2 separate regions of the Mus musculus genome follow, and region 1 is linked to region 2. A link is a contact called in ENCODE Hi-C or POLR2A ChIA-PET data. All regions are on one chromosome and are shown on one strand. The core of a region is the stretch at or near the end of the contact, and the rest is flanking DNA. Distances in the headings are between cores, read along the strand shown.

The links. A loop is a pair of places that touch in the nucleus more often than their neighbours do. ChIA-PET counts read pairs that join two places held with the same protein, here RNA polymerase II (POLR2A).
Region 1: a map of regulatory T cell shows a loop between it and region 2 (1.9-fold over the local background). The contact joins two enhancer-like sites. A Hi-C loop is called at or near these places in 2 of 37 maps with a recorded cell type or tissue (gastrocnemius and regulatory T cell). POLR2A ChIA-PET finds 5 or more read pairs at or near these places in 2 of 5 experiments (Patski and embryonic stem cell).

Annotation. Positions count from the first base shown.
Region 1 is chr10:93,229,752-93,236,062 of GRCm38, reverse strand. It overlaps Cdk17 (cyclin-dependent kinase 17), which reads right to left. Exons shown (of 17, transcript NM_146239.2): 11 at 3,563-3,683; 12 at 528-625; 13 at 1-36. Among named protein-coding and RNA genes, the nearest start is that of Gm32551, 52 kb to the left of the region's middle. Within about 2 kb of position 4,376, at least 2 of the 3 ENCODE cell types and tissues checked have a DNase peak (open chromatin) inside an H3K27ac peak, as active enhancers do; they include gastrocnemius, where a contact is called at or near this core.
Region 2 is chr10:93,179,067-93,185,104 of GRCm38, reverse strand. The region is part of intron 1 of Cdk17 (cyclin-dependent kinase 17); the gene reads right to left. Among named protein-coding and RNA genes, the nearest start is that of Mir1931, 19 kb to the right of the region's middle. Within about 2 kb of position 3,206, at least 1 of the 3 ENCODE cell types and tissues checked has a DNase peak (open chromatin) inside an H3K27ac peak, as active enhancers do; it is gastrocnemius, where a contact is called at or near this core.

The DNA of each region.
Region 1 (6,311 bases), core at 3,127-5,626, 50 kb before region 2:
AAGAAACACCTGGCCAAGTTTCCTGAGATGGAGTTCCTGAATTAAAAGAATAAATTCATGATAAGTATTTAAATTATATGCATGCAAACATATATATCAACAGGCATAAGTAAGAACTATCCTTAAGAACATCATACTTTTATTAAATGATTTAACTTTTTTCAATTGAAATTAATATTTTGTGTGTGTATACACTGTATGTACACTTAGGGATACTACATATATACATGTGGATTGGGGCCAATGAAAATATGCCCTAAATATGATAAAACTCCCTTTCTATCCTCATGGCATCACCTACACTAGGAATAGCTCTTAATAATATGTATAAGGTCAAATCTTATTTCCTAAAACCTTTATGAAATGAAGCTGAGTTAGCTTGAAGACCCCCCTGTAACAAGTGAGCCAGCGGCAGTTCTTATCAGAACAGCTATGGATACATGTCATACTTATGCTTTACAGACATAGTCCTAATTTAACTAGTCAACTGCAGGTGTGAATCATGGGAAAAAAGACTTCTTTCTTACCTAGTAGTCGAAATATTAAATGCAGTTCATCTTCCACAGTTGACCCTGGAAACAGTGGTCTTCCAGAAGCCATTTCAAAGAAAATACAGCCAACTCCCCTTTAAAATGCATCATTTAAAAAAAGAGAGAGAAAAAAAAATCAATCCACTTACCCATTGGTTAGCACAAGATAATATTTTTTCAAGATTGCCTTTCTGGAGAATTTTAGATCAGGTTCCCAGAAAATTTTCTGTACAGATACTTTTGAATCCAACAAATTTATTAAATTTACAATCTCAACTACTACTAATGCTACTAATCCTTTTCCCCACTTAAAACTTCTAGCTTTCTTTTTTGTAAGATTCTTAAAGAATAAAACACCACTTACTAGTGATGGAGTGCTGACTATCGCTATGGCAATCTGGGAGGTGACAGTGGCTACAGCAGCTCAGAGTCAAGTGAATGAATGATTCGCTCAGAGAGAAGTGAATGAGTGATTTGCTCAGAGAGAGATGATTCTCTCAGAGAGAAGTGAACAAATGATTCACTCAGAGAGAAGTGAATGAGTGACTCATGCCCGATGCAGGAAGCGGTGACTGTAGCTGATTGCTGTGGCTAGGGACTGTGTAAGGGCGGGAAGAGGAGGACGAGGCTCAGAGAACAGGCATTATTATTTGGGAACTAGGTGGTCCACGGAAGGTTGCGACACAGTACTTCCACAGCACTGCTCACAGGCAGTAAAACTTCACAAAACTGACAACAGTTCACAGGAAATAAAATGGCACGTTGTTATAGGAAGCAGTATGATGATCCCTCAACATTTAAAAATACAATTGCTATGGCCCGCAATCTCACTTTTGGGTAAATAAGCAAGAGAGCCCAGTGCAGCGTCTTGAAACACTAGGTCCATCCCCGTCAAAGCAGCATCACTTACAGTGGTGACGGAAGAGACTCAAGTGCCCAACAAGTAAACAAAGTGTGGAGTGTACGCACAAGGACGTGAGTAAACAAAGTGTGGAGTGTACGCACAAGGAGTGAGTAGACAAAGTGTGGAGTGTACGCACAAGGAGTGAGTAAACAAAGTGTGGAGTGTACGCACAAGGAGTGAGTAAACAAAGTGTGGAGTGTATGCACAAGGACGTGAGTAAACAAAGTGTGGAGTGTACGCACAAGGAGTGAGTAAACAAAGTGTGGAGTGTACGCACAAGGACGTGAGGAGACTCACTACAGACAGTGCTGATGGACGATGAAGACACCATGGTAACCGAGAAGAGCTGAGTAAGTCAGCAGAAGGCAGACAAGTATGGCAGAATCTCACTTGCATGAGGTACTTGGGACAGGTAAATTCAGAGGCAAGAAGTAGTGACCTGGTTACCAAGGACCAAGTAAAATTGGTAGAATGGTTGTCCAACAGGTAAAATTTCAGTTTAAAAGAGTAAAAGTTTTGGATTTCTAAAAGGATGGATAGTGGAGATGGTTGTACAACAGTGTAATGAACTTAGAACCTCAAAACCACACAGCTAAACTAGGTAAAATTATAAGTTTTATCTTATACATATCAGAACTAACGGAAAAAAGTCCTGCAAATGAGATTCTATGCAATTGCTCAAGACAGGAAAACAAGCATTAACTTACCAGGACATAAGGAGGACATAATAAACACAGCCACGATTGAGAAAGGAGCTGCCTCTGAGGCCAGGCCCACTCAGGAAAGGACTGAGGACAAACCCCGGGGAATTAATTACTAAGTGTGGCCCTGTTGGGTGAGGAGCATGCCAACGGGCAGATTGGGATGAGCACTCAACAGAGCTGGGAGAGTCAGGCTTGCTTGCTCGAACAGCAAAGAGCAACTTTGCTAAAAGACAACGTCTGGATTAAGAACTAGGCCAGATTAAGTTAGAAAGGGAAGTTTATAGACTATGAAACTCTGTATCTCCTGGATCAAGGAAATGCAATTTGTAGCGCATAGGCAGTGATGGGGTTAGCCAAGCACAGGGGCACTGAGGCATCTATTGGCTTGGACGTGGCTCAGTGGCTAGAGTGCTTGTTACACAGCATGAGAAGAAGCTGAGTCCAGATCCTCTGCACCCATGCACACAGTGCTGCACACAGTGCTGCACACAGTGCTGCACACAGTGCTGCACACAGTGCTGCACACAGTGCTGCACACAGTGCTGCACACAGTGCTGCACACAGTGCTGCACACAGTGCTGCACACAGTGCTGCACACAGTGCTGCACACAGTGCTGCACACAGTGCTGCACACAGTGCTGCACACAGTGCTGCACACAGTGCTGCACACAGTGCTGCACACAGTGCTGCACACAGTGCTGCACACAGTGCTGCACACAGTGCTGCACACAGTGCTGCACACAGTGCTGCACACAGTGCTACAGGCTCGACTGAGACAGGCAGACCCCAGGGTGTGCTGGCCAGTCCGTCTATTCAGGTTCAGTGGAAGACTGTCTCAAATAAATAAATATAAATAAATAAATAACTTTTTAAAAATGAAAAGCGGTATCTGAGCATGCTTCATGCTGACCTTTGGCCTCCATTGTGTATGCATGTACAGGCGAGTGCACTTGAACACACATGTACATATATCTATAACACCTACATACATATATGTAATAATGCATAAGAAGATCTTTGAAACTCTAATTATTATTTTTAGACCAACTTAAAGTAGGTATATTTTCCATATTAATACTTTTTTGAATTGCTATGTGTCACGTACTCTTCTAAAAGGTGCTCTGTGCACGTTGGCTCATTCAGGCTTAATACCATCAGGCTTAATGACTTTCTCATTACTTTGTCTACCTCCTTAACGGAGGAGATGAAGGCACGGGCTACTAATGTGAATAAGATGGTTAGTCTAATATAGCCATTAGTGGTAGACTTATATTTAAATCTAAATAGTTTTATTTTCACACCTCAATTCTTACTCACTGCTCAAACTCTTTGAAATAACTCTTTAAAAGTAAGCATTTGTCAGTATGCCCTGTTAACAGCTATGCTCTTTCAAAACTATAAACGGCGATGGCATCTGTAGTTACCACATGTCGATCTGTGTTGAGTATTCTGAGGAACCAAGAAGCACATCAGGTGGTCGATACCACAGGGTGACAACTTCATTTGAGTAGGTCTTTGTGGGAACTGACTTGGCTCTGGCTAGTCCTTTACAGAGAAAAGAAAACAGAAGAATTAAAAATACTGAGATCCATTAACATGCTGAAGGTCTTAGCCCTACTGTCGCCATGACCCATTTCAAGAGATGCCAACTCTATAGCTTCCTGCAACTTCAAAAAAGTAGATTTATAAACTCTGTTGAGTGTATGTAGTCCTGGGCCAAGTCAATATTATATAATTAAACTGAACACAGTAATTATACAGCGAGAGACGAAGCTGGTGCAGTGTCTGTCTGAGTTTATCTAAACTTAAGATATTTTCTGTTGATGAGTCAGGATGCCGGAATTATTTCCCACTGGAATTAACCCAAAATAGGTCAGTGACACTGAGGCGCAGTTTGCTTGCTACCGTTATAAGCTAGCTATCACTGTTTAACTCAAATCACATGGTTTTTTTTGTTTGTTTGTTTTTTGTCTTTTTTTTTACTATACTATGTTTTAAAATTTTAAACCTCAAGATCATTGGTATACAATCAGTTGGAGCTTACTGGCAATTTCCTTGAACCTATTAGGCGATTTCCCTGGAATAAAATTCAGCAGTCTTTGTCTATTTTAATGATGTAAGTGATGTGAATAACTTCAGAATAAGAGGCCTTGATACTCTGGGATAATGCCACCTGCTGTAAGCAACTGTCTGCCCTGTCAACCGTGTGTGGGCTCCACTGTGTTCAGAGACTGACAGACCGGTTCCCTATGGGCTCCACTGTGTTCAGAGACTGACAGACCGGTTCCCAACCTTTTTGCTTTGCCACTGGTGGAGAGTTAGCTCCCCATAGCCTCTAGACTGTAGTCACTGAGTTTACATCTGAAGAAACATAACCTTATTTTTACCATATATTTTGTTTCAAGTAATAAGGGTACTTATGCTAAGATTGCTGTTATGTAAGGCTTTATGTATCTTGTGAAAAAAAATTGAAGAAGAAAAATGTCATACACAGTAGTAATTCAACACTTCATTAAAATAATGTAATGCTGACATTATTTTAATTACAAATCATTACCCTAGCATTCCAGCTTGATACAGTCATGCCCAACGAATTATTTTTCCACACATTTTAGTAATTAGCAAGATGTAGGGTAGCTCTGATTCCTCTTCCTTGGTTTTTTGAGTCACTATACCACGGTGACCTTGCTTTTTTGTGAATTTTACTGACTATAATATTGACATTTTCAAAGGAATCAAGAGTAAGTAAAGAAGGTAGGGCTGTAGTTCAGAGACAGTGCTTGCCTATCTTACTCAAGTCTCTCACTGTGATCCCAGCACCATCAAGGAGGAGTACGGGTGGGGGAGGCTCAACTAACAGCAGAAATAATCAAAAGTAAACAACATTCATTACTTGAAGCCATATATATATTTGCTATGCAACAACAACAACAACACAACAACAAGCCAAGAATCAGAAAATGATGACTGTGTTGTGAGATTTGCTTTCTGGAGGCTAAAAGCATGAAATACTAGATTCAAAGTACTTTCAGATAAAAATTTCCCATGGTCTTTGACACACCCTTTGCATGATTCCACGCAAGCTGCACAAAAAGCAGCTTGGCAAAGCGAGGGAGTGGGTGCAGGGGCAAGTGTAAGGGAATGACATAATGATGCTCAGGAAGTAGAGACGGGATCTATACAAGCATACAAAATTAACCTGTAGCATCTGCTTCAATCTCAGGTAGCCAACAGCAAATCCCTTTCAAACAAACAACAACATACTAAATAAACAAATGTCCATGAATAGCCAGGGCAAATCCAGCATTCAGTAAGAATGAGTTTTTAACTTGTTACTAACATAGCTTATTAGAATAATTCAAATTCTAAGTATATAACTCAAAATCAAAGCTACTCTAAAAACGTTCTTTCAATATAGAAGTTTACTTCCTAAAAGCGAAGTACACATTACTGCGTTTTATTTTCAGGTCGCATAAAATCAGATCAGCTAAAAGGTTAACCAGCGGCTAGTGAAGTCACCGAGCAGATAATAAAAGCAGTCAGCTGTGGTCAGCATATGGGGGCGCCTTTCAGAGGCAGCTTCCAGCTTTCGGGATCTGGCATAAACGCGTCAAACTTAAGAAGCCAAGTGCTTCTATTTACATGGGCTACTGACATTTACCGTATCTGTAAGCCAACACTGAGAAAATGGAAAGGTGTTTATTTACAGATTAAAAACAAGGCACGGTCAGGTGCAGCGACTCTGTCCTATAATCATGGAATTCAAGAGACTGGGGCAGGATGATCATGATGTTGGGGACAATGTAGGTGCACAGTGAGACCCTGACTCAAAAACAGAAACGATGCGAACCTCAAGTGCTCACCAGTCATAAGCTGTCTGCAATAATATCTTAATAAAAAGTTATTTTCCAAGGCAAAAAAAAAATCTTATACTCCTATCACTTATTTTAAATTTCATGTTAATAAAGGGCAACTGGATATCATTTTCTTTGATATGCATGGTATATAGAGGACAGCACATCAAATTATCAAATTTTTTTTTTTTTTTTTTTTTTGCTTGTTTGTTTGTTTGGTTTTTGGTTTTTCGAGACAGGGTTTCTCTGTATAGTCTTGGCTGTCCTGGAACTCACTTTGTAGACCAGGCTGGCCTCGAACTCAGAAATCCGCCTGTCT
Region 2 (6,038 bases), core at 1,957-4,456:
AAATACATCCCAAGTCAAAGACTGTGACTGAGACTAATTATAGTGACAGCTAGGAGACTTTACCACACCCAAACAGTTTATACAGAACGAAATGTATTTACTCAGTGACAGTCAATTCCAAAAGTAGAATCTAGTGAATGTCTAGTAAAGGAAGAGAAGGCCGTATGCATGTACAACCCAAGGTCCAGCCGGAGTCATTTTGCTCTAAGTCAGTGGTTCTCAACGTTCCTAAGGCTTCAACTCTTTAATACAGTTCCTCACGTTGTGGTCACCCCAACCATAAAAGCCAGGCTACTTCATAACTATAATTTGCTACTATTATGAATCATAACGGAAATGTCTGTGTTTTCTATGGTCTTAGGTAACCCTTGTTGAAAGGATCAAACAACCTGGAGAGGGGTCAGGACCCACAGGCTGAGAACCACTGCTCTAAACCAAAACTTCCAAAGAACAGACTAGGAAATCTTTGTGTGTGTGTGTGTGGGGGGGGGGGGTGTCAAGCAATTTTCATGATAATGTAAGAATTTGATGGCTACTTACACTTGATACTTTCAGGGAGAGGGGAAATCAGCTTCCTTCAATAGAAGTTGATGTTGGGCATACCAACCGCATCCCAGGGCAAGGGGCGAGTTCAGCAATAGCCAGCCAATACAAAGGAACTCTGCCTTTTTTTTTTTTTTTTTTTTTTTTTTGCTTTGCTTTGCTTTTGTGCGTTGGGGGGACTTTTTTGTTTTTTATTTTTAGAAACAGAAAGGTTATGAAGTGGGAGGAGGTAGGTAGGATCTGGAAAAGAGTTGGGGGAGGGAAAATATAGTTCATGAAATTTTTAAACGAATTTTTTAATTAGTAAAAATTTTAAAAATGGTTTAAGAGTATAAAGTCCCCAACTAACAACAAAACAATCAATCAATCAATAAATAAAACATTGAAAACCCACTTCTCTAAAGCTGTTTCTAACCAATCTTCAAATCCAAAGATTGGTCTTCTGGACTGATTTATTCATCAAGATTTAAATGGGCTTTATAAATGAAAGCTTTTGCAATATCATAAACTACTTAAGGATGGAAACATTTAAAAATAAATCCTCTAGCTACTCAACCAAAAAAAGTATCAGGTTGTCAACCAGACCGTTTCTCATGATATGTACATGTCTGTCTATACATTTTTTTGGTAGTACTGGTACCTTTTTGTCAAATCTGGGGCCTTCTATGTTGGAACACAGTCTAGGAATTGAGTTGTCTGAGAAGAGTTCTGAGTGCTTAGAATGCGTTTTCATGCTCCTCCAGGTCTGATAGGACTGAGTTTATTTCAGATCCCTCATTATTGCTTGCTGTTGTTAGTCAATTAAGTGTTTATATTATCCCTTACTTTGCCACATGCGGCTTGTCCTTGTGATTGTTTACAGCTTGACAACGAGAGAACTTTACTCAGATGGCCCTTCCCTTTTCTTTCTTTCTCTTTCTCTCTCTCTCTTTCTTTTTATATACTCTCTCTCTTTCTTTTTATATTAATATATATATTTATTTATTATATGTAAGTACATTGTAGCTGTCTTCAGACACACCAGAAGAGGGTGTCAGATCTCGTTATAATGATTGTGAGCCACCATGTGGTTGCTGGGATTTGAACTCAGGTCCTTTGGAAGAGCAGTCAGTGTTCTCAACTGCTGAGCCATCTCTCCAGCCCCCAGGTGACCCTTCTTAACCCTACGACTATAGATTTGTCTGAGGCTCTGAATAAAGTTGGCCAGCGCATGAGACTTTAGTCCGCCTCACTGACTGGCTTCATTCTCCCAGATCCCGGTAGGTAGCGGCGGCACTTGTATACTTTAGGTAGGCACTAGGCTATCCATCTCCAGCTCTCTTGTTATTTTAAGACAGAGTCTTAATAAATTGTCCAGGCTGGCCTTGCCGTCCTTCTATAAACCTAGGTAGGCTTTGAACTTGTGATCCTCCTGCTTCAGCCTCCTTAATAGCTGGTAATACCAGCCTATGATACCAGGCCCCGTTCACTGAGCAATGTCTAAATTCGCTATAGTCTATTTCCTAATCAGCATAAATGTTCTTAGAGTATATATCACATTAAAGCAAGCGAAAGTATGTCAGTCTACAAAGCTGATGAGACTGCTTATGATTATAATGTTGTAAGCACATCCTATGAAATCTAGCCAATCACCTATCCTTTTAATTACCTCGTAAGGGACTGGAGAAATCACTCAGTGGCCTGAGTTCAATTCCTAGCGCCTCTGTCTGGTGGCTCTAAGAGATCTGACATCTCCAGCCTCTGCAGGCTCCTATACTCCTGTTCACATACCTACAAGCCAACACACACAGGTAAGCATAATTTAAAATGCACAGTGAGATCTAAGCCAGCCAAAGCTACAAAGTGAGACACTGTCTCAAAAAAAAAAAAAAAAGCATCTTTTAAGAATAGATTTAATCACCCCTAAACTCTAACAGTAAGAAATTAAAGAGGGCCTAATTTTAATAAGAAAAATTACGCAATATTATATAATTACATATTTTAAAGGACATATTACAGCTACCATGAGAGTAAGGTGTTAATTCCAAGCTAGACCAAATCCCAGCCTGAGAGGGGAAATGGATATGAAGGCCTGGCCCTAGCCAAGGCACCTTTTGACAACTGAAGGTGGCTGGGAGAGGACACTCAAATTTCTCAAAGAGTCACCCTGATACCACCGCACTCACATCCTATATATGGGCAGCACAAACTGGACTTGATCGGTCAAGAAAAGAGAAAAAGAAGAGAACCAAAGGTCAGGTGGATAGGGAAGGAGGAGGACTCTGGAAGGAGTTAGGGGCGGGGATACGTTGCTCAAAGCATGCTCTATCAAACTCTTAATTGAAAAAATTAATAAAATGCAAATCCACATTTTTCAATGAACAATACTATATGTTTTCTTTTACAAGTTTTAAAGGTACATCTCAGAAAAACTATTTTCAAGATACTTATGTTGGTTTCAGTTGAAGGGAACAAAGAAAGCTGTGTAGGCAACTTTCTGCTGTTGTCTCTAAGACACAAGTGGACTGAACAACTGTGCATGGTGTTTGGTCACTCTGTAATTTATGACACAATAGTGATTTGTTACTTTTGCTAGACTAACCCTTTATTAAAGCCTACGTAGGATAAACTGCTGAGGAGTGGTCAACCTTCCTCAGCAACAGGGAGCCTTGGCAATGCACTGCAACTGCCGGCTCTCTCCAGTCTGCTGGTAATGCTTTTCAGTAGGAAAAGATCACTCGAAATATTCTAAAGAAACTGGACTGTTCTTCCAAAGACTATGCCAGTTGCCCTCAACACTACACAACGACATTCACTCCAGGAAATTTGTGTATGATTTGGAGCGGGGTGAGCTAAAATTGTCCACATTACTTGCTGAGCAGAGAATTAGAAATAGTTCACATACCAACCTTAAATTGGAGAGGAAGAGAGCATAACAAGACAGCAGTTAGCGGGCGCACTCCTCACAAGGCCTAGAGCAGAGAAGACAGGATGAAGAAAGTGTGTGTTGGGCTAAATTCAACAGCCACCATTCTGCTCCTCTGTTTCCAGTTTTAATGTATTTGTACCTTGTGGTACCAATTCTACTTTCTTAGGAAACTTCTGAAGGTTAAACAGGGAAGTGATGTAGTGGGTCAGATTAGTACAAAACAAAGCAAAAAGATGCCCAAATAAAGACTTTTTCAATATACAAAGGAAAGTTTCCTATGAGGACACTAGCAAATATTTAGGACAGTCAACACTTGAGGCTAAGGATAGTGATAACACCTGTAATTCCAGAATTCAGGAAGCACAGCAGAATATCGAAGTCTCTAGGCTAGCCTGGAAACAAGATAATGAGGGTAACCTGGACAACATAGGAACACCCTGTCCTGGAAGGATGGATGGATGGATGGATGGAGTAATGCTTAAATTAATCAGAACTCTGATCAAGATACTTCTGACTGACTGAACTTTCTATTAAGTAGAATTAAATGAATTCAGCTTAGTAACTGTCTCCATGAGCCTAGAATTGTTTCTCACTGCCTGTTCAGTGTTGACCCTCGAAATCTGAGACGTCAACATATCCCTCCCATGATGAAAGGGTAGCTGTAAACAACTCTGGCATTAATGGTGAAGGTTTTAGAGCATACAAGAAATTTTAGGCAGCAGAAGTGAGAGCAGGTTTTAGAGTAAGCCTAACCTGACAACTGACTCTTGACTCCTTCACTGGGATACTAAGGAGAGCAAAGAAGGATGGATGCTGAGAGAACTGTGCTCTCTGCCCCTTTAAAAACAAGAACTAACAACCACCTCAGAAGAACGTGAGATCGAGTAAGGATTGGTTTATGGCAATATATACATATGATGCTCCAACATTGGGAATATATAGTAGAAGAAGGTGTTGAATGTTATAGTTTTATATATACCTCAGCCATGAAACATGTGTGCACTGCAGACGTGAACACACAAGCACATAAAAGGGAAGCCATGCTGAATAACTGCCCTACACTATCTAGTTTGTCTATGTACAACAGGCTGCCTGGACAATAACCAAACTTCCTACCTACTAGCAATGTATTTCTCAGAATATGACCCCATCATGCTAACCAAGGCATGGCTATGTTAGCATGTCTCAGGACTTCTATTGCTGCCACAAAAACACCATGATCAGGAAGCAAGTTGGGAAGCAAAGGGTTTATTTTGCTCACACTTCCAGATCACAGTCCATCACCAGTGAAAGTCAGGATAGGAACTCACACAGGGCAGGAACCTGGAGGCAGGAGCTGATGCAGAGGCCACGGAGGGTGCTGTTTACTCTGGCTTGCTTCCCCTGGCTCACTCAGCCTGCTTTCTTTATAGAACTGAGGACCTCCAGTGCCGGGATGGCACCACCCACAATGAGCTGGGCCCTCCCCCATTGATCACTAATTTAGTATATGCCTTACGGCTGGATCTCCTGGAAGCATTTCCTCAAGTGAGACTCCTTCCTCTCTGTTGACTCTAGCTTGTGTCAAGCTGATCCACAAAACCAGCCGGAACAGAGACTTACATGACTTCTGCTCTACTTAAGCTTTCTCTCCATCTGCACATTTCACATCAGCTTTCTGGACAGTCAAAGCAGCAGTTTTAGTCAGCAAACTGAAATGTGCCTTCACACTGTACGTTAGCTCTCAACTCTGCTTGATCAACCCCAAGTCAACGGCAAACCAGAACCCCCTGCCTCCAACTACTGACCTTTCACCCAAACCACAACTGAGTACATGTGCGCAACCACACTCACGGGCACACCAACACACCCTCACATGCTTAGCCTTAAAAATGAAGCCTGGGCCGTAGAGATGGCTCAGCGGTTAAGAGCACTGACTGCTCTTCCCAAAGTCCTGAGTTCAAATCCCAGCAACCACATGGTGGCTCACAACCATCCGTAATGAGATCTGACACCCTCTTCTGGTGTGTCTGAAGACAGCTACAGTGTATTTACGTATAATAATAAATAAATCTTCAGATTTTCTCCGGAGTGAGCAGGGCTGGAGCGAGCAGGGCCGACCGGAGCAAGCAGAGGTCCTGAATTCAATTCCCAGCAACCACATGATGGCTCACAACCATCTGTACAGCAACATTGTACTCATATACATAAAATAGATAAATAAATCTTTAAAAAAAAAAAAGCCTAAGAGAAGGAATGCCCTCAGCAAACCTAGACAGCACTTTCACCTCTCCTTCCCTGTTTGAGTGTCTGACCTCTTTCACCATGTTGCGTGTATATGTATACACGGACACACATGTGGGGTGGATATGAAGGCCATAGGACAACTTCAGGTGCTGTCCACCTTGTTTGTGGACACGGTCTCTCACCGACTCTGGTTCTTAACAAGGAGACTAGACTGGGTGCCCAGTGGATCCCAGAGGTCAGCTTGTCTCCACCTTCCTAGGTTAGGATTGCAAAGGCGCACCATCACGCCATGCCTGGCTGGTGTTTTTGGTTTTGTTTTTTAATTTAACATAGGTTCTGGGTATCGAACTCAGGTACTCGT